2 separate regions of the Homo sapiens genome follow, and region 2 is linked to region 1. Evidence: chromatin loops called from intact Hi-C (ENCODE). Cell type or tissue: thyroid gland. All regions are shown on one strand. Each heading gives the region's core, and the rest is flanking DNA. Links, peaks and the distances in the headings are about the cores only.

What was found. A loop is a pair of places that touch in the nucleus more often than their neighbours do. Peaks named below come from ENCODE experiments on the same cell type or tissue, not always from the same donor. Only the 100,000 strongest peaks of a DNase experiment are listed, where the experiment ranks them.
Region 2: a loop joins it to region 1, with 2.6 times the contacts of the local background. A loop is called at or near these places in 15 of 110 quality-filtered maps.

The regions. Positions count from the first base shown.
Region 1 is chr16:3,527,901-3,538,194 of GRCh38, forward strand. It overlaps CLUAP1 (clusterin associated protein 1), which reads left to right. Exons shown (of 12, transcript NM_015041.3): 10 at 2,668-2,775; 11 at 4,886-4,941; 12 at 8,222-10,294. The coding sequence ends at 8,371. Among named protein-coding and RNA genes, the nearest start is that of CLUAP1, 32 kb to the left of the region's middle. RefSeq lists an enhancer at 2,805-3,305. In thyroid gland, for the core only: no CTCF peak of the experiment used is centred there; no DNase peak of the experiment used is centred there; H3K27ac peaks cover 3,085 bases.
Region 2 is chr16:3,858,124-3,870,174 of GRCh38, forward strand. The region is part of intron 1 of CREBBP (CREB binding lysine acetyltransferase); the gene reads right to left. Among named protein-coding and RNA genes, the nearest start is that of CREBBP, 17 kb to the right of the region's middle. RefSeq lists a silencer at 1,764-1,948. In thyroid gland, for the core only: a CTCF peak has its summit at 5,724; no DNase peak of the experiment used is centred there; H3K27ac peaks cover 567 bases.

The sequences.
Region 1 (10,294 bases), core at 2,289-10,288:
CTCCTTACCCTGCCCCTTTGTCTTGTATCCAATAAATATCAGCACAGCCTGGCATTCAGGGCCACTATCAGTCTCCACGTCTTCGTGGTAGTGGTCCCCCAAGCCCGGCTGTCTTTTCTTTTATCTCTTTGTCTTGTGTCTTTATTTCTACAGTCTCTCATCTCTGCACATGGGGAGAAAACCCACCGACCCTGTGGGGCTGTACCCTACATCCCTGAACTTCAGTGTCAAGTCACTGTCAGGGACCGGTAGCAGCCCAGGATCTTCCTGCTGAATTGATGGCCTTGTTGCACGGAGTTCCTCCTCCTCTTGCTGGTTGCCCTTTCTTTTCTTCAGGGTGAAATATTCTATTCACTCTCATGTTGAGGGCAGCATACTTGAGGCATCAGGCCCACACACATGCTCCCACACACACTCTCTCTCTCTCTCTTTCTCTTTCTTTGCCATTTCCCTTGTATCTCTCTCATTTTGCACCTGTTCTGTGACTCTCTCGTCTGAATCTCAGGAAACTTTGGAGGAAGGATAGGGACTGCTGGGAAATCCTCCAGGAACAAGGTTAGGAAATTTGAAGGGCCTGTCTAGCCAAAGCAGCCCTCCCCTTTTTAGTTCCATGTCAGCCAGGAGCATGTGAAGCAGCCCTCAGTGATCAGCCTGCATGGGGTTTGTCCCTTGCGAGAGGCCCAGCTCAGCTAGGAGCCCTGGTTTGTTGCTTGCATCCCATGCTGTCCCCGGGCCAGGATGCTAAGACCTGCCATTCTGATCTTGCTTTATTCACCAAGATTTACCTTTGTGTTTTCTTCTAGGAGTTCTATAGTTTTAGCTCTTACATTTAGGTCTCTGATCCACTTTGAGTTAATTTTTGTATATGGTGTGAGACAGGGGGTCCAACTTCATTCTTTTGCATGTGGCTATTCGGTTGTCCTATTATCATTTGTGGAAAAGACTATTATTTCCCCATTGAGTTATACTCGCATGTTGTCAGCCATTAATTTTAATTGTCACTGTCAGCTCAGTGGTTTCAGTGTCAGCATGCATTAATGTCTTAGTCTGTTTTGTGCTGCTGTAACAGAATACCTGAGACTGGGTAATTATATATTTTACATAAAATATATACAGCATTGTATATATGGATACATGCAGTCATCCCTCAATATCTGCGAAGAACTGGTGCCAGAACCCACCTGTGGATACCAAAATCCACAGATGTTCAAGTCCTTTTCATGTAACCTATGCACATCCTCCCATATACTTTAAGTCATCTCTAGATTACATAAAATACCTAACATAATGCCTATACATCACTTCATTCACATGGATTCAACATAGTACTTGGTATGTGGCAAATTCAAGTTTTGCTTTTTGGAACTTTGTAGATCTTTTTTGAACTTTGTAGATTTTTTTTCCAAATAATTCAGATCCATGGTTGGCTGAACCCATGGATGTGAAATCCATGGATACAGAGGGCCAGTTTTGTATGTGTGTGTGTGTGTGTGTAGTTTATATATATATGTCATATATATTATTATATATAATATATATTATATTATATATTATTATATATAATATATATTATATTATATATTATATAATTATATTATATTATATATATTATATAATTATATATTATTATATGTTATATATTATTATATATTATATATTATTATATATTATATATTATATAATATTATATATTATTATATATTATATATTATATAATATTATATATTATATATTATTATATATTATATATTATTATATATTATATATTATTATATATTATATATTATTATATATTATATATTATATATTATATAATATTATATATTATATATATTATTATATATTATATATTATATAATATATATTATATTATTATATATTATATAATATATATTATATTATTATATATATATTATAATATAATATATTATATAATATATTATATAATATATATTTTATAATATAATTTATAATTTATAAATTTATATTTATAATTATATATGTTATATAGTTATATATTATTATATATAATAATATATGACAATTATATAACATATATAATATATTAGTATTAGGTTATATTATTATCATTATAATCAGAAACTTACTTGTCTGAAATTTAATGAGCCACAGTTCTAGGAGCAAGCCCAAGATCAAGGAGCTGCATCTTGCCGCACCATCCCATGGCAGAAGGGCAAAGAGAGGGCGAGAGAGAGCAAGAGATCAAACTCACAGCCTCAAGCCCTTTTATAACCAGCATTAATCCATTCTTCAAGGCGGAGCCCTCATGACCTAAACACCTCCCAGTATGCCCCACCTCCCAACACTGTTGCATTGGGATTTAAGTTTCCAACACAGGCTTTTCGGAGACACATTGAAATCATATAATAGCAATTGACTTTAGTTTACCTGCTCACTTCTCAGGTCTGTATTGGTTTGAGTTGTAAGAAGAAATCTTATTGAGCCTGAGGTACATGTATTAATTTTATTTTAAAATTGATTATATAATTTGATTTGCATTGCATGGGATAAGGATTTAATGTCTTAATTTCCTGGATAGAATAAGAAATGAACAAATGACTTTTGCACACAGACCTTACTGGGCAGAGCTGTTTCGTTGTGATCATGAAGCCACTCCTTTGTTTTGCCTGCTTGTGTTCCTGCTAGGTAACGATGACTCGGACATAGACATCCAGGAGGACGATGAATCCGACAGTGAGTTGGAAGAAAGGCGGCTGCCCAAGCCACAGACAGCCATGGAGATGCTCATGCAAGGTACCCCGGCGTCTTTCGCTGGACTTCCTCCCTGCGCCCTGTTTCACAGAACACCTGGCCAGGACTGGGGCAGGCTGCTTAGTATTGAGGCCCACAAGCGTGCTGCGAATGGCCCCTAGAAGCAGCTCTTGCTCAGGTTTATCCTGTCCTGTTGTTTATGGCTCTTGAACTGCTCAGTGGTCATGTTTGCTCCTTGTCTGTGATCCCAAGACTGGATGGTTCATATTTATGGCTTGGTATTTCTCACAGCCACAAGAACACATTGCCTCTGCCACTCTCAGTGCAGTGATATACTTAATAGCCTGAGAATTAATGCAGAAAGGGACTTAAATGAGCATCTCTGCCTTAAAAAAAGTTCTTCTAATTCCTTTACTCATCACAAAAGATTCAAGCAACAAAGCTCAGCGCAGTGGTGCACACCTTATTCCCAGCTACTCAGGAGGCTGAGGCAGAAGGATCATTTGAGCCTAGGAGCTCGGAGCTGTAGTATGTGATGATTGTGTCCGTGAATATCCACTGCATTCCGGCCCGGGCAACATAGAGGGGCTCTTAAAACTAAGTTAAGCCAGGCGCGGTGGCTCACGCCTGTAATCCCAGCACTTTGGGAGGCCAAGGCGGGTGGATCACGAGGTCAAGAGATCGAGACCATCCTGGCTAACACGGTGAAACCCCGTCTCTACTAAAAATAAAAAAAAAATTAGTTGGGCGCAATGGCGGGCGCCCATAGTCCCAGCTACTCGGGAGGCTGAGACAGGAGAATGGTGTGAACCCAGGAGGCGGAGCTTGCAGTGAGCCGAGATCACGCCACTGCACTCCAGCCTGGGCGACAGAGTGAGACTCCGTCTCAAAAAAAAAAAAAGAGTTAAAACAAAAAAAGACTCAGGCAACAAAATTTGTAGAGCAAATGTGAATTCTCTCCTGGGGTCTTCCTCATGTCCCACTCCCACCTGGGAGGGCTCATGGCTAGTGGCCAGGGTGGGTGTGTCTTTACAGATTACCTTTCTGTACATATACATACGCACACACATACACATACAAAGATCACCTGAAAAAAATTTAACCTGAGTGCAACCAGACGGTATGTATGGTTCTGCAACTTGCTTTTGTTTTTAAAAATTAAGTACAATTGGAACTCTTCCTCTGTCAGCAATAGATCTGCCCCCTAATTTTTTTTTTTTTTCTTTTTGAGACAAAGTCTCGCTCTTGGTCCCCAGGTTGGAGTGCAATGGCATGATCTTGGCTCACTGCAACCTCTGCTTCCCGGAGGGAGCAATTCTCCTGCAATCCCAAGTAGCTGGGGTTACAGGCCCGTGCCACCACACCCAGCTAATTTTTGTATTTTTAGTAGAGACGGGGTTTCACCATGTTGGCCAGGCTGGTCTCGAACTCCCAACCTCAGGTGATCCACCCGCCTCGGCCTCCCAAAGTGCTGGGATTACAGGCCTGAGCCACCACTCCTGGCCTGCCCCCTACTTTTTAATGGCTATGTCATATTCCTAGCAGGACTGTACCCATGATTTACTGGGCGTTCTCGCATTGATATTTCCCCTCTTTTCCTTGTATATACATCTTTCTGCATGTCTGCATATCTTTAGGTTGCATCATTAAAAGTCAAATTCTTAGGTCAAAGGTTCCATAAATTTTTATTTTAATACTATAAAATTCTCCTATATTTGCCTTTAAAAACATTTCTTATCTACCACCTGTTAATGTTTGGAGCACAGTTGCTTTTTTTTTTTTTTTTTTTTTTTTTTTTGGAGACAGAATCTCATTCTGTCGTTCACGCTAGAGTGCAGTGGCACGATCTCAGCTCACTGCAACCTCTGCTTCCTGGTTTCAAGCGAGTCTCCTGCCTCAGCCTCCCGAGTAGCTGAGACTACAGGTGTGAACCACCATACCTGGCTAATGTTTAAAAAAATTTCTGTAGAAATGAGGTTTCATTATGTTGCCCAGGCTGGCCTCAAACTCCTGGCCTCCTGTCTCAGCCTCCCAAATTCCTGGGATTATACGCAAAAGCCAACATGCCTGGCCAGAAAACAAATCTTGAATGCTATTTCCTGCTTTATTTTCCAAGATTTTTATGACTTCTTCATGCTTTTGTTGTTCTCAGGAAGACCTGGCAAACGCATTGTGGGCACGATGCAAGGTGGAGACTCCGATGACAATGTAAGTCCCCCGCTCCCCTCAGTGGTTCTGTGCACTCTGGGTTTGGCTGTCCCCATAGATGGGAGTGGCTGAGTTGCTGTCAGCAGCCAGGGAGCCGTCTATGGTCAGCCCGGCCGTGCCTCGATGCGTGGCAGGGTTTGGCCTCATGAGGCTCTGGACTCTTCGTTGCTCGTGGATGGCTCATCTCTTTTCAAGTGAATGTGCTTGCTCTGCTTTTTTTGCCTTCTCACTGTTCTTTCCATTCTCGCTTTCCAAAGATGGAAGCAGCACCAGCTCTCTTAGGTAAATGCAAGACTTCCAGCTCCAAGAAGCAGGTTGGTTTTCTGTTCTGCCTCATGTGTTTGTGGGTGTCTGTCAGCCCTCCCGGGGCCAGCCAGGGGCCTCTCCCTAGGAGTGATGCTTCCTCTCTCCTGGGCAAAAAGGCCACTCAAAAGAGATCCTGTGGTGACAGCGGGATCACTGAAGGCCCCTGTGCTAAAGTGGAGGCGCAGGCACGGAGCCTGGAGGCGGGGAAAGCTCAGGCCGGGCCATCCTCAGGCCCTGGGCCGCCACCTAGAAATGAAGGAGGACGCCGAGGGCCGGGCTCAGGACCAACCCCCCTCCCTGTTCTGTGCTGGGGACGGAATGGTGAAGCAGCACTGTCCCCAGACCAGGCCCTCGAGGTGCCAGGCATGAGGCTGAGACATAAGCTGCCTTGAGCTTTACTGAGTGGATAACTCCCTGGAGCACTTAAGCAAAAGGGGATTCTAGGGGTCCTCAGTGAGGTCCAGTCATCAGGGCTCTGCCGCCCATTGCTCAAGCCTACGTTCTTTGTTGCGTCCCTGGCAGTGCTGCTCGGCCCACACAGCAAAGGGCGACTCAACAGAGACTGACCCCAGGCTGCCTCCATGTGCCCTGAATTTACAGGGCACAGTCTGTAGAGAAGCAGAGAGAGCAACTGGAAAATAATTTTCCTAACAAGCTCGGGTGTGGATGGTATACAGCGTCTCTCCGTCTTGCCCACCCAAGACAGAAGCAGAGGGAGTGTGGCGTGGGTGCTGGCAATGCTGAGGCAGCACCGCCTGCCTCTTCTCCAGGGTTTGCCTTCTCTCTCCTCAGAGCGAATGCATTAGTCGCAGCTGAGCTTTATGCCTGGTGGTCACTTGTTTATTTCAAGGAGGCTGTGTCCATGCCGCCCTCCAGGCACAGGGTTCCATGCTTTACGTGTTCAGGCATCCAACACGTGTCTGTTGAGTGCCTGCCACATGCCAGTGCTGTCGTGGATTATGGGGAACGCAGCAGGGGCAGAGGCAAGCCCCTGCTTCATGGCTCACACCCCAGCAATAATGATGGATTGTCGGATCAGGGCTCATGGTGTTAACAGGAGGAATAACAGCTTCAGGGGACAGGGAGTGACAGGGAACAAGGAGGGGGTGGCGTCTTCTGCGAGGTCAGTGAAGGCCCCTGACGTGGTGGTGTTTGAGCAGGGCCTGAGTGGAGGGAGCGAGCGCATGGGTTGGCGGCACCTGGGCATGTGGAATGCACTCCTCGCATCGAGGAGCAGAGGCAGCTGGTGTGATTGTGGGTGAGTGCGAGAGGCAGCAGGGGCCATGCAGAGCTTTGCAGGGTGAGATGAAGACTCTGTTTTCTCTGAGTGTGAGGGGAAGGCCCTGAAGAATCATGAGCCCAGAAGGGTCAAGAGCTGATGATCCCTGTTTGAGAGAAGCCAGTTAGGAGGCGCCTGCACCCGTGGAGGTCAGAGGTGACGGTGCTTGGCCGAAGGTGTGGCAGCAGAGGTGTTGAGAAATGGTCAGGTCCTGGGTCTCTCTAAGAACCATCAGGTTTTGTGAATTGATTGGACATAGGCTGTTAGAGAAAGAGAAAAATGAGGGTGCCTGGGCTTGGTCTAATCAGCAGAAAGCAGAGTTTCATTTTCTGAGATGGGGCCGACTTGACAAAGGGGCTTGGAAGGCAGATCGAAAGTTTGATTTTGGACATTCTGAATGTGACAGCCACATGCTAGGGTTGAGTAGCCAGGTGGAATTTAAGTCTGGAGTTCAAGGGCCACGTCTGGGCTAGAGATTGAATTTTGGGAGCCACCCTTATTTGGTTGGTATCTAAGCCACAAGGATAGATGTGACTGCCTAGGGAGAGCAAGTAGAATGAGAAGAGAGGCGACCCAAGGTCCTGAGCTGCATCTGCCCTGCAGAGGTCCGGGAGGAAGGGGCAGGCAGAGGAGGCTGAGGGGCGTCAGCAGTGAGGAAGGGGGACCTGGACTAGAGAAGGGGCCCTGGGGGATGGAGAAGATGGGTTTTAAGGATGAAGGGGTGATTCCACAGCTCAAGCAGGATGAGGCCTGAGAATCGATCCCAGTCCGTTGAATGTTTCCTTCTTGACAGGAGCAGTGCTGGGGTCAGTAGGTGAGAGCCCGGGGGAACTGAAGCAGTCGTGAGGGGCACAGGTGTGGACAGTGAGTTCAACGACTCGCTCAGGAGCTTTGTGTGAGGGGAGAGAGACAGGGCAGAGCAGCTGGAGAGGAAGGTGGGATTACCTTTGGGGTTTTTTTTCAAGAAGGAAATTACAGCATGAGTGTGCACCGACAGGAATGATCTAGATAGAACGACCAGCCATCCTGGTTTACATGGGACGCAGGAACTGCCGTTTTAAAGCTGGGCTGAGTTGGTCACCCTGGAGCCCTGGATCCGATGAGGAGAGAGAGGGTGTGTCTTTCACTTTGCTCCCTTTTTTTCTTTTTTTTCTTTTTTTTTTGAGATGGAGTCTTGCTTTGGAGTGCAGTGGTGCAATCTCGGCTCACTGCACCTCTGCCTCCCAGGTTCAAGCGATTCTTCTGCCTCAGTCTCCGGAGTAGCTGGGATTCACTTTGCTCCTTATACCAATGTCTATGTTGCTTTCCATCCACAATCTACAAAAAGCCAAAACAGGCCTCCCTTCCCTCTCTCCAAGCCCCTGTCCTTCTTGCCATCTGTAGGGGGAGTCTCTAGGTCCAGTGGCCCTCAGCGCAGATGCAGAGTGCTTCTTAGACGCTGCGGGAAAGCCAGCCCCTGCAGCACCACACCCAGATGCACCTGCAGTTTGGAGGATTCTGGTTGGATGATAAATTCCAGCTGGCAGTACATAGCCTCAGTCCCATCTGTATGCCCTCCCACAGCCTGCTTGCCACTCTGCCAGCCTCTTCCTTCACACAGGGATGCTGCTATAGAAAGGGAGGCAGAGAGTCTTAGGACAAGATGTCAGGAATGAGGCAGGATCCCCCGTTGCATCTGCCATTTTTTTCCTATAGGAGGACTCGGAGGAGAGTGAAATTGACATGGAAGATGATGATGACGAGGATGACGATTTGGAAGACGAGAGCATTTCTCTCTCACCAACCAAGCCCAATCGAAGGGTCCGGAAATCTGAACCCCTGGATGAGAGTGACAATGACTTCTGACCCTTTTGCCAAGGGACCCTGGCAGATTAAAACCCTCAGACTTGTAGGTAAATGGGAACTTAGAAGGTTAGGAAGGTAACCCCTGTTTTGTTTACTAAGCTGGCTGGACTCATGATCACTGAAGCAATACTTATTTCTGCTTTAGCCTCCTATGTTTGCATTCCATGAAGCTTAAATAAGAATTGAAGCAAATCCCTAAGATTTATTTTTTTCCACCTTATTTATCTTCTAAAACTTGAGGAATGCATGTGTTCTTAGTGATTCACATCCACGGGACAAAAACTCAAGAAGAAATAAGAGCTGACGCCACACAAGTCTTGGCTGCTTTTGTTACTATACATTTTCTCTGAGACTCCAGCAGAGTTGGGGCTGGAACTTGGCACTGGGGACTCATGTTTGGAATCGTAGGGGAACATCTGGCTGTTAATCACTTGCACAGTTGAGAACATTTCCTATACATCGGCTTTTAATTCTAGCTCTTATTTCATTTTGTAATCTTATTTTCTTTCGTCTGCATGTTCACAATACCAAGCATTAAATGTATTTTAATAACTAAACTTTTCTGAAAGAAGGTTAGCTAAAGTTAAATGAAAACTTGGTTTCTTTGAAAATCAGGCAATAGAGACAGGCTCCAGATGAGGAATCCTCCATTTTCTGTCCGAAGCTGACATTCCTCTGGCAGTCCAGTTCACCTTGGATTACAGCCACCTTCATGTTTCCACGGTTGGTACTAAATCTGGAAACTCTGGTGACCTGGGCTGCCCTCTCAGAAACTCCAGACTCCCATGGCAATGACAGCCGGGACACTTTTCTTCCCTCCAGCCAGGGTTTCTCTAAAGGAGCTTTGTTTTGTCTAAAGTGTGGCAAGACATAGTGCACAACACAGGGACAAAGGCAGGTTTCCTGCAGCTCGCTACCTAAGTGTTTCTGTAGGGGAAGGAGCCAATTAAGAAAAAGTGTTGGTACAGATTCATGTTTCTGATTTAAAAAAACAACAACACAGGATTGAATTAAGTAGAGTAATAGCACTAGAAGAATTTTTCTGTTGTGAAATTAGAAGTGGAGTTGGTTTTTTTCTTTTTTCTTCTTCTTTTTTTTTAATATGAAAAGTACTTAGCTGGGAGTGGTGGCAAGCGCCCTTGGGTCCAGCTACTCAGGAGGCCAAGGTGGGAGGATCACTTGAGCCCAGGAGTTTTAGACTAGCCTGGACAACTAAGTGAGACTCCATCTCTACAAAAAATTAAAAAATTAGCCAGGTGTGGAGGGGCATGCCTGTGGTCTCAGCTATTCAGGAGGCTGAGGCAGGAGAATCACTTGAGACCAGGAAGTTGAGGCTGCAATGAGCCGTGATCATGCCACTGCACTCCAGCCTGGGTGACAGAGTGAGACCCTGTCTTTAAAAAAAAGAAAAAGAAAAGCACGCTGCTTGTAAAAAGCGTACAGTAGGTCAGGCGTGGTGGCTCATGCCTGTAATCCTAGCACTTTGAGAGGCTGAGGTGGGTAGATCACCTGAGGTCAGGGGTTTGAGACCAGCCTGGCCAACATGGCGAAACCCCACCTCTACTAAAAATACAAAAATTAGCCGGGCGTGGTAGCGCATGCCTGTAACCCCAGCTACTGGGGAGGCTGAGGCAGGAGAATCGCTTGAACCTAGGAGGCGGAGGTTGCAGTGAGCCGAGATGGCGCCACTGCACTCCAGCCTGGGCAGCAGAGTGAGACTCCATCTCAAAAAAAAAAAAAAAAAAAAAAGCATACAGTAAATAAAAAAGCACAAAACAGTTTTCACTTATTTTACAATTAAAAAGTCAGAAGACTTCTGAAGTTACTTATCTTTTAATACATGTATTTAACACCATACTTCATATTATTAAATAGGTTTTACTTAAAAATATAATTATTGTATTTGTACCTGTCAGATATAAA
Region 2 (12,051 bases), core at 1,947-9,946, 330 kb after region 1:
GTTCCAGGATCCATTCTTAATAATGATGATCAGAAATCAGCATTTCACCTTAAGCAAGGAATGAACTACTAGAATCAAACACCAGGTGGGTGGCTAAATCAATCTGTGCAGCCAATAACATTTGAAAACAGCCTCATCTGAAAAAAATTTCAAAGCCATCAGCCAAAGTATCCACAAAACACACCTTTCTTCAGGTTTTCTACAGCCTCCTCTTCCATAATACCTTATTTTCTTCTTTGAATTCCACTTGGAGCCCCAGATTATTTGTACTGACAGGACTGGTCTATCACACCTTCTCCTGGAAATAAGAACTCTTTTATGCTCCTACAGACACAATGCGTTAAAATTATGCTAACAATTTCACGTTATAACGTGCGTGGGGCTGTAAGCTCCCTGAAAGCAGGGATCCTGTCTTGCTTATCTACTCAGTGCCTAGCATAAAATGCTTCGTATGTACTAGGCACTCAATAAACCCACGTGCTGAATGAGTGCTCACATTATAGAGGATACACAGTATCAACAAGCTGCTTGTCTAGTCAAAGATATAAAGCAGTAATCTTAATGTTTACTACTACTTTCTGAAAACAGAAACAATAACGAATTCTCTAGAAATATTACACTGGGTCATCTTTCTCTTTAAGACTTTTTCCTATTGCCCTCTTTACCTTTTAGGGGACCACCCAAGTATATTTCACTCTTTGGCTACAAACTCAGCATCAATGAACCCCAACCCTAGAATTGATACACAGATTAAATGGCATAATGTAGGATGAGCAACAGTAGTGTAAGAAATAAGCATGTAAGAGTTCAGATGCTGTTTTGTGATGTGTTCATACTTCTCTGCTTTCCCTCCCACACATATTTTCTCTTCCTCACCCACTCCTAATTTCTCTCTCACATCCCTATTTCCTGTGAAAAAGGTCTCCTTTCTTTAGATTTTTTTTTCATGGTTTCTTTAGATTGTCTTTTGCATTACTTTTGTAATACTGTGACTATGTATTTGGTCTTCCACCCTGTCTCCTGGCATACAACTCCTAAAATCCTTGGAATCTCCAAAATAGAATTTTTATTTTTTATTTTTTTATTTTTATTTTTTTTTGGCTCTGTCGCCTAGGCTAGAGTGCAGTGGCACGATCTTGGCTCACTGCAGCCTCTACTTCCCGGATTCAAACAATTCTTCTGCCTCAGCCTCCCAAGTAGCTGGGATTACAGGCGCATACCACCACACCCGGCTAATTTTTTGTATTTTCAGCAGAGACGGGGTTTCACCATGTTGGCCAGAATGGTCTAGAACTCCCAACCTCAGGTGATCCATCCGCCTCGGCCTCACAAATTGCTGGGATTATAGGTGTGAGCCACCACACCCAACCAGTAATGTCTTTTCGTATGCTCACGAATTGACTGATGGCTGGCAGCTCCTAGGTAGCTTCGGACAGGAGCTGGTCACCAGGAAGACCAAGGCATGACTGATTAGAGGACTGGGACTTTCAGCCCATCCTTAATTTCCAGGGAAGGGAGAGATACTAAAGCTTAAGTTGATCACCAACGGCCAATGGTTTAATCAATCATGCCTATGTAATGAAGCCTCCATAAAAACTCACAAGTACAGGGTTCAGAGAGCTTCCAGATAGCTGAACACATGGAGGTTCCTGAAGAGTGGCACACCTGGACGGGGCAAAAAGGCTACATGGCCCTCTCACACGCCTTGCCCTATCACCTGATATTCAGTGGTATCCTTCATAATATCCTTTACAATAAAAAACCAGTAAACATGTTTCCTTGAGCTCTGTCAACCGCTCTAGTAAATTAATTGAACCCAAGGAGGGGCTTGTGGGAACCCCATTTATAGCCAGTCAGAAGCACAGGTAAAACAACTTGGGGCTTGCAAATGGTGGGGGGCGGGGGCAGTCTTGAGGACTGAGCCCTCAACCGTGGGATCTGACACCATCTGCCTGTCAGCTGGCGTCTGCTGCAGCACCGAGTGCCTACTCGGTGTGTGTGTGTGGCTGGGGGCATCTCCACAAATCTGGTCCCAGAGGTGTTCTGTGTCGACTGTTGACACTGAGTATAGGAATAAAGGAGTATAGGAGAAACCTGATTTTTCCCTACATCCTCAGACTTGTACTATAGCCCTGACTACTCAAATGCTTCTATTAAATCTTTCAAAAGCTAAACATTTTTATTCACCTATTTACCTACCCTCGAAAAACTTCCAAAAGGAATTTTTTTTAAGAGATGGGGTCTGTGTTGCCCAGGCTGGAGTGCAGTGGCCATTCACAAGTGTGATCATGGCTCACTGTAGCCTCAAACTCCTAAACTCCTGGACTCAAGCAATCCTCCTGCCTCAGCCTCCCAAGTAGCCAAGACTGCTGGCATGTGCCACTGTGGCTCCAAAAAGAATTTTTAATTTCTAAGTTAACGGACACAGGAAGAGGTAATGCACATGTTAATTGGCTCAATTTAGCCAATCCACAATGTATAGATATTTCAAAACATCATGTTGTATATGATAAATACATACAATTTTTATTTGTTAATTAAAACAAAATTTGAAGGAAAAAAACTACATACAAAAAACTTGATCCAGCAAGGGCAAAGCATCCTGGAAAAGTTCACTCCTAGAGATGAGGAATCTAGAGAGTGGTGGAAGGATTCACAGTGTTGTTATTATTATTGTTAAATGACCTGGAGGCCACACTACGCTCTCGGTGTGTTTACTGATCTATTACTAATTAGACACTACGGACACAGGAAGTGCAGTCTGGTGTAGTGAGAAGAGTACTCAACCAAGCCCTGGTTCAGATCACAGCTGTCACCACAGCTACTGCCTCCCTGTGTACCCCTCCTTAGCTCTAAAATGGAAGGACAGCTGGGTGCAGTGGCTCATGCCTGTAATCCCAGCACTTTGGGAGGCAGACAGGTGGGTCACCTATGGTCAGGAGTTCGAAACCAGCCTAGCCAACATGGTGAAACCCTGTCTCTACTAAAAATACTGAAAATTACAAAAAATTAGCTGGGCGTGGTGGCAGGTGCCTATAACCCCAGCTACTCGGGAAGCTGAGGCAGGAGAATCACTGGGAGGTTGCAGTGAGCCGAGATCGCGCCATTGCACTCCAGCCTGGGCAACAAGGGCAAAACTCTGTCCCAAAAAAATAAATAAATAAAATAAAATAAAGGACAGTAGCACCTGCTTCGCAGGATCGTTGATGAAAGAATTAAACCATACAGCATTTAGCACTGAGCTTGGCATGCAGTAAGGACTCAAAAAATATTAGTCATTACTATCACTGTCCCAATCCCATCTCCCAAGGCACCTATGAGGGCTGAACCAGCCAAAGCCTTTAAGAACCTGGCACTCCAGGGTTGGTACAGAGCAGGCGCTCAACAGCCGCCACTTATCAATGGTAGTGACTTGCTAATAAACTCATCCCTGCTGATCTGTGGCAATTCTAGTAGAATTAAAGGTTACTTTGCTTTGAAAGTTCTTGGGGATTATGCAAATAAATATAATGGAACAACTCTCTATACCAAAAAAAAAAAAAAAAAAGAAAGAGAAAAGCTGTTTTATTAATATTTATGCCATCGTAAGTAATTTTTATCTAGGCATTTAAACAAGTTCCCAAAAGACATCTAACTTTTTTTTTTTTTTTTACAATGACTATTAGGAAATAATTAAAGCAACCTCCTTCTAAAATCTTCCGTAATTCAGGCTTCTTTTATGCAGACACACCAATCCCTAATTAGAACAGAACAATGAGGTTGTACTTCATTCTGAACAGTGATCTTATCTTGAGTAAGTCTTGCCCCTCCTCAGAATCACTGATCTGCTGAAGAGCCAGAGAGCTCGGCCGGCAGCCCCCACCCTCTCCTCCCCAGGAGAAGGAAGCGAGTCACTGCTCAGGGGCCCTCACTCGGTGCAGGACCGGCTGGGTTTGAGATAGAATAGAAGTCGGCCTCCCCAGAGGACTGTACTCTAATTGAGGAAGACAGCCAATGGACACCAAGCCACAAACTTAAATTAACACGTATGTCATATTTTACAGCCAAGTGGAATAAGGCAGTGAACAAAAGTAGGAAAGGCTTCAAATAAGAGGCTCTGAGCAGAAGTTTAGAGGAAAAGGACACTGACAACTCCAAAGAGGCAGGGACAGAAGACAGCAAGACAGGCAGGCAGAGATGGCTGCTCTGCTGTGGGGAACTTCAAGGGAAAAGCTCCAAGATGGCAGGAGCCCCAGGGTAGGTACAAGTTCCATACGGTGGGAAGGGCCTCACTACGGTAGGCAGGCTTGCTCTGTCGCCCAGGCTGGAGTGCAGTGACACAATCTCGGGTTATTAAATTTGGGTTTAATAAACCGAATTGTCTTAAAACCCTCAACACAGCACTTACATTTATACTAGAGCTTAGAATTTGGGTTTTCTTGTTTTCCTGTCATATGCTGTGTTTTGTATGATGAACGATATTTAAGTGGACATTAACAACGACCTTCCCCAAGAAGTCCATTCTTCATATACGACATTCTAGTGGGGTTCTTCCTACTGTATCAGATCCACATACCTACCAAAGTGACGCCCTTCCCACTGTATCGAATTCGTACCTACCGAGGGGCTCCTGCCATCTTGAAGTTTTTCCCTTGAAGCTCCCCACGGCAGAGCAGCCAGCTTTGCCTGCCTGCCTTGCTGTCTTCCGTCCCTGCCTCTTTGGAACTGTCTTTTCTCAGTGTCCTTTCCCTCTGAAGTTCTGCTCAGAGTTTGCCTCTTATTTGAAAGCTAAATTACAGGACAAATATTCTTCATGTCACAGAAGGGTCCATCCAGGGGGACTCTTTTACACGGAAATGTGCTTAGTAAGTTCATTTAACATGGAAACATGATGAACTTCAAAGTTTGAATTAAGGGGAAATAAATCAAGCTATGGTATCAGGTTAAACTAACTGCAATAAAAATTACAGAACCTTAGAAACTGTAATGTGAATCAGAAGGGAAATACTGATTTATCAAAATGCACTTAATACAATATTCAAGAGTGCTACCTGGAAAAGGTAAAATCTACTTTTGCATAATTGATTATAAAATTTTAGCTTTTTTATTCATTCTCAAATGCACTTGATGGCTGTACTCTGTATCAGGTATCAAAAAACATCCTGCTTCGCTGAATGATTACTATTTACCTTCCATTTAAAAAACCCAAGCAAGACAGGGCCAGGCACAGTAGCTCATGCCTGTAATTCCAGTATTTTAGGAAGCCCAGGCAGGAAGATCACCTGAGGTCAGGAGATCAAGACCCGTCTGGCCAACATGGTGAAACCTCATCTCTACTAAAAATACAAAAATTAGCTGAGCGTGGTGGTGGGTGCCTGTAATCCTAGCTACCTAGGAGGGTGACACCGGAGAATTGCTGAACTCGGGAGGCAGAGGCTACCGTGAGCCGAGATCGCGCCACTGCACTCCAGCCTGGGTGACAGAGCAAGATTCTGTCTCAAAACAAAAACAAAAACAAAAAACCCTAGACAGTCCTTATTCAAAGTTCTTTGTCACCTGGGACCCTAAACTGTCCTGGAAATGCAGCCAAGTCTATTTTTATTTGGTGCACTTAGCAGTCACAGGGAAGTGCCATTCCCAGACAGCCAAGACAACGTTAGTTTCCTCAACATGGTTTGCGTGCTGCTTCCCTCAGCCCTGAAGGGTGGGGACAAGGGTGGAATGGAAGGTGCCTGTCATAGCAGCCAGCTGCCACCAGAACACAGTAATGACCCAGCAGCCCCTGCACGTTAGCCCAATCATCTGGGACAGGGGAGCAAAAACGGGTTGTTTACCACCACCACAGCTGAGAGGGGCACCAGACCCCGGAGAGGTGCTACAGTCAGCTGCCTATCCACCCTGCTTACAGGGAGAGGATTCTCCAGCCAAGAACAGTCCTGGAGGAAGAAGAATGTGGGGGCTGAGCTAGGAGCTAGCCTTTGCAGAAGCAGCCCCAGACCCCAGATTCCCAGCCACCTCAGATTCCCCAGCCATATTGTAAGAACAAGCAAACAGACATCCAGAGACCAGGTCCTTTGCCCCAAATGCTGTGAGATGTAGCTGGCAGGCGGCAACAAGAAGTCAAGAAAGGGGGAAAGAGCATATTCCAGACGTGAAAGCAGACTTGGAAGTGCCAGTCCATGTACAACGCGTGGAGGCGTGTGGGCTATTTGAGAGCCACAAACAGAAAATGAATGCCTTAAGTCCAAAAAGTATGCCAGTACCAGGTATGTTGGCTCACACCTATAATCCTGGCACTTTGGGAAGCCGAGGCAGGGGGACTGCTTGGGTCCAGTAGTTCAAGACCAGCCTGGGCAACATAGCGAAACCCGGTCTCTACAAAAAAAAGTACAAAAATTAGCCAGGCATGGTGGCACATGCCCATAGTCCTAGCTGCTCAGGAGGCTGAGGTGGGAGGACTGCTTGAGCCCAGGAGATGGAGGCTACAGTGAGTCAAGATCACGTCACTGCACTCCATCCTGGGTGACAGAGTGAGACCCTGACTCAAAATAATAATAAAAAGGTACACCATAAAATGAGAGAATTCAGAAACAACTGAGAAGCACAACATGATGGAGAATCACAAGCTGAAGAACAACCTTAGTGTTACTCATCATAGACTATGCTGATAAAGAATATCCGTGGCTGGGCATGGTGGTTCACACCTGTAATCCCAGCACTGTGGGAGGCCAAGGCAGGCAGGTCACCTGAGGTCAGGCGTTCGAGGCCAGCCTGGCCAACATGGCAAAACCCCTCCTTTACTAAAAATACAAAAATTAGCGGGGCATGGTAGTGCATGCCTGTAATCCCAGGAGGCTGAGGCACCAGAATCACTTGAATCTGAGAGGTGGAGGCTGCAGTGAGCCAAGATCGTGCCAATGCACTCCAGCCTGGGCGACAAAGCAAGACTCTGTCTCAAAAAAAAAAAGAATATCTGCAACACATCTAGCAATGTATACCTGGAGAATATATGTGCTGCCTTTCACATTTTAAGACTCTACCAACACACAGGCTCTTGAAGGAAAATTTGCTATGATCAAAACTATAAATGCATATGCCTTTTAACCACTAATTCTATTTCTATGAATCTGTTCCATAGATTTGCCTGTCCGCATAACTTTACAAGGCTATTCATTAAAGCACTGTTTGTGAGAAGACAAGACTGGAAATAACCTAAATGTCCACCAGTGGGGAGAGGATTAAAGCAATTATGGCACAGGTCACATAATGGAATGGTAGACAACTGTAAGAAGACAATAAACGTATGCAGCTGTGTGTACACTATGCTACCTCAGTTAAGAAGAAAAAGGCAGGAAGGGGGAAGAGAGAACTAAGAGTCAACAGCGTCTGCCTGAATACAGATAAACCCTGGAAGACAGCACTACTTCCAGTGGTTACCTGGGAGGAGCTAGGTGGAGGGAGGCTCTCTCTACAGGTTTTGTCCTCTGAGTTTTCTGAGCCATGTGAATGAACTACTAGTTTAAGTAATTAAAGGAACTAATTTTTTTTTTTTTTGAGATGGAGTCTTGATCTGTCGCCCAGGCTGGAATGTAGTGGCGCGACCTCAGCTCACTGCAACCTCCACCTTCTGGGTTCAAGCAATTCTCCTGCCTCAGCCTCCTGAGTGGCTGGGACTACAGGTGCACGCCATCACACCCGGCTAATTTTTGTATTTTAGTAGAGACGGGGTTTCACCATGTTGGCCAGGACGGTCTCGATATCCTGACCTCATGATCCATCAACTCAGCCTTCCAAAGTGCAGGGATTACAGGCGTGAGCCCACCGCGCCCGGCCAAGAAACTGATTTTTTTTTAAGGCACCCCCACTGGGGATATACTGGCCCAGGTGATTAACTTCAGCACCAGGTGGTAACACCTGGAATGGTTCCCAGTGCTCCAGTTTCCAGTTAGGGTCCTTATGATTTGAGGATAAAATGTGAAATGGGTTCACTATTAGTTCAAAATATATTTAGTGTACAAATAAGCTTAAAAGGCTAGAAAAGAAAAGGGCACTTTAAAGAAGAACTTTTCGAAAGTATTTTTTTCTAAAGGGATGTGACAATCGACATGTAACATTTTGTACCCAACGCTCACACAGGGAAATCTGACATTATTTCAAAATACTCAAAAATTAGTTGGCTGTCATGTCTTGTGGCTTCTAGCAAATCAATGAAGAAACCTCTAATATAAAGATGATGTTAAAAATGGAGCTTGTGACAAAGCAAGTGATGATCAGACGCCACACTAAAACACAATCCATTTTCCTATCTCTGGATGGCGCCTCTTAGGGGTAATTTGTACTTTGTTCAAATAATTCTCATTAGAGGTCTAAAGGTTTTGCAACAGGAATTAACTAAAACTTTGCTTCTCACCATTTAACAGATTCTCTTAATCACAAATATAAAAATAAAACAATACAAAAACATATATACCCCCAAAATGTTTTGTTTTGAATTTTTTTAACTAGTTTTTCTTTTTTCACTATGAAAGTAAATACATTTATGGTTTTTTGCTTTGTTTGAAAAAAAACCCTCAGAATATAAAATGAAAAACAGCCCCCAAAACATCTCTAGCTCAACCCCGAAAAACAATTTCTAGAGATTCCCTTCTAGAAATTTCCTACATACACCATTAGCATATCTTTCTACCCCTAAAAGAGATCTAATTATCATTTTTGCTCTCCATCCTTTGTTTATTGATTCTCAGTCTTTTCTCCCCTCCTAAGTACCCATCACTCTCCCTCAACTGGATCTGCAATGCCAGGGAACTCAGCTACTCTTCTGAAGGAACTTCACTGATTTTACCCTTTCTTTTCTAAAGGATTTCTGAGTCATACTCAGTGTTTTACAATCTCTACATTAATTAACTAAATTAACGAAAAGGTCTGGAGTTAATGAAAATGTTCTTAGAAGTCCTACCCATCAAGAAACTTTATCTGCTTGGTGTTGAAGTAGGTTGCTAACCTACAGATATTTCTATTTCAACTATTAAGGTGGGTAATAAAAACCAGAAGTTTTAAGAATCTATTCCAGGAATTGAGAAACAATAAACACAACTTCTGTGTGAGCTGGCTGCATGACATGCATTTTGATGACAGTAGCAAAACCTCTAATATTCTTTGAGATGACATGGAATTAATTTTAAAAAAACTTTAAGCCTAGGCAACATAGCAAGACCCTGTCTCTACAAAAATAATAAAAAATTATCTGGGCATGGTGGTGCGTGCCTGTAGTCCAAGCTACTGCGGAGGCTGAAGTGGGAGGATGGCTTGAGCCCAGGAGTTTGAGGCTAGAGTGAGCTATAATCTCACCACTGCACTTCAGCTTAAGTGACAGAGCAAGACTCCGTCTCAAACAAAAAACAAGAAAACTTCAATTATTCCTATTTATATAACATAGAGAAAACATTAAAATTGTTTTGTGTTATTTATCTAAATGCAGCACCAAAACATTTTACCGTTAAAAAAGAAGACTTAATTAATTAAAAGAAAGCCTGGGCCGAGCATAGTGGCTCACATCTGTAATCCCTAAACTTTGGGAGGCTGAGGTTGAAGGACTGCTTGAGCCCAGGAGCTCAAGACCAGCCTAGGCAACATAGGAAGACCCCGTATCTCTACTAAAAAAAAAAAAAAAAAAAAAATTAGCCAGGCATAGTGGCATGCACCTGTCATCCTAGCTACTTGGGAGGCTGAGGTGGGATTGCTTGAGCCCAGAAGGTGGACATTGCAGTGAGCTGTGATCAAATAAATGCACACCAGCCTGGCGGACAGAGTGAGACCCTGTCTCAAAATAAATAAAAATAAATTTAAAAAAATAGAACAAAGCCTGCATTTCTAATACTAACATTTCCAACAGCTCTGAGATATGTATCAGTCTGAAAGGCACTGATAGTAGAGTTACATAAAATGGGCTACTTAGGGCAAAAAGAGTAAGAAGAGACCATATTTGCCTGGCTACGCACAGTCCATCTCTAGAATACGTAAGAAACAGCTAACACTGGTTGCCTATGGGGAGGGGAATGACCAGTGACCCCAGAAACAGACAGGAGGAAGAGTTTTCACCAATTACTCTGCTTTTTTGGAATTCTGAACCATATGAATATATTATCTACTCACAAGAACTTAAAAAAACTTTTAAAAGAAAATTGTTTGTACAAAAATTTACTAACATCTTAAATAAGAACACTAGTTCCAGTTCTTAAGCTGCTTTTCATGGGGCCCTTTTCCTGCCAAAAACGGGGCTCAGGAGGGGAAAGCATTGTCTACTCTCCCTACAGACCTGAACTTGGATGAAAAAACACACCTTGAAAAAGCTAATCTAGACTTCTGGAAAATAAATCACAGGAGCTCCCCCAATCACTCTGGACACGGGTTTTTTAAAGCTTAATTTTGTTTTATAAGCCCTAAAAAAAAATAATAACCTGGACTCCTAGGTCTGACATTCAAGGCCCTTGGTGATGTTATCTCGCCTTCAGATGCCCAAGCTGATGCTCTACTCACCCTCAATGAGCTCTGGTGTCCTTCCTCCAACAAGCCTCCCTGACCACCCAGCCTGAGGCATCCACTTCCTTCCAGTCAGACATCGAGCTGAGTGTGAAATGCTATAGGCCACGGTGGGCACCACGGGACTGCTCACCCACCACACCACACAACTCAGAGTTCCATGAGGACAGAAGCAGCTTCTGCCACTACTGTCATCACCACAGCCCAGCAGGGTGCCCCACACGTAAAATGTGCTTAAATATTTGCTGAATAAAAGAATGAAGTGGTAGGAGTCAAGACTGGATCCCGGGCCGACCAACCCCCGCAGGGCAGAACCACACCTTTAGTCTCCACCATCTCAGAAGCAAAACCATGAGGCCTCCTAAATTCTGGTAGCCCAGTGAACATAACCCAAAAACTGTCACAAGAGCCAGACCTCCACCCTGCTATGAGTGCTGTTCCCTCTGCCTGGAACAGTACTATCTGCCATCTCCTATTCACCCTCAGGTGTCAGTGCTAACGTCACAGCCCCCGGGGACTTCCAATACCCTTCAAAACAGGCTCAGTCCCCATCTGGTGCCTCAGTCAATGCACAGTATGTCCCCTCCAAGGTCACACCTGACTGCAGTTACCTGTCCAGTATCCATCACCACCCATGAGGGCAGAGATGGGGCCTGTCACATCCCCACTGGATCGCCAGGGCCTACATCACAGCATAACAAATATTTTCTAAATTAGTGAATAATCCTGAACAGTGTGACCTAAGCCGTGAATATTTTTGAAGGAGTCTTTCATCATTTTTAATTTGGAGTCTTGCATCTTTAAAAGATGATCGTTTTAAAGGAACTTTGTCATAAATATCTAGGTGATACGTATCTTAAAGAAAACTCTAGACAAAGAGGATAAGTAAATGTACTTACAGTTGTGCTGTCCAATACCGTAGTGACTAACTACATGTGGCTATCTTCATTTACTCAAACCAGGTAACATTTAAAATTTAGTTCCTAAGTCACACTAATCACAATTCAAGTACTCAACAGCCACACGTGGCTCGTGGTTCCAGTACTGTGTCATATAGACACAGCGTAGAGCCGCCCTCCCAATAACGACCACTGGACAGCGCTGGCTTGGAGGGCATCCCGAGAACACAGGCATCCCCAAACAAGGAAACATCTCAATTCACCCTCTTCCTCCTGGGAAAGAATCCGTTCTCCCCTAAAGTTTCAGTGACTGAGAAAGCCATCAGTGAAAGCAAAACACTTGATTCTCTTGCCATCATTCAAATGATTCCCTCAGAGACTTCTCAACAGAAGTTCAACTACGGGCAGGTGTGCTCTTCAAACAAAAACCGATTCCCACAGTAGTAGAGGAACAACCACAATGACACAGAAAACCTATCAATATGTTATGTCTTTTTGTTATTTTCAATAAAGGTGACGTTCTGAATATGTAAATCAGATTTAAGTAAAGATATCCACAAATCGGGGAAAAATTTTGTCCACCACGGGGTAACTTTTACTTATAAAAAAAAAAAATCACACCAAATCTAGGAGA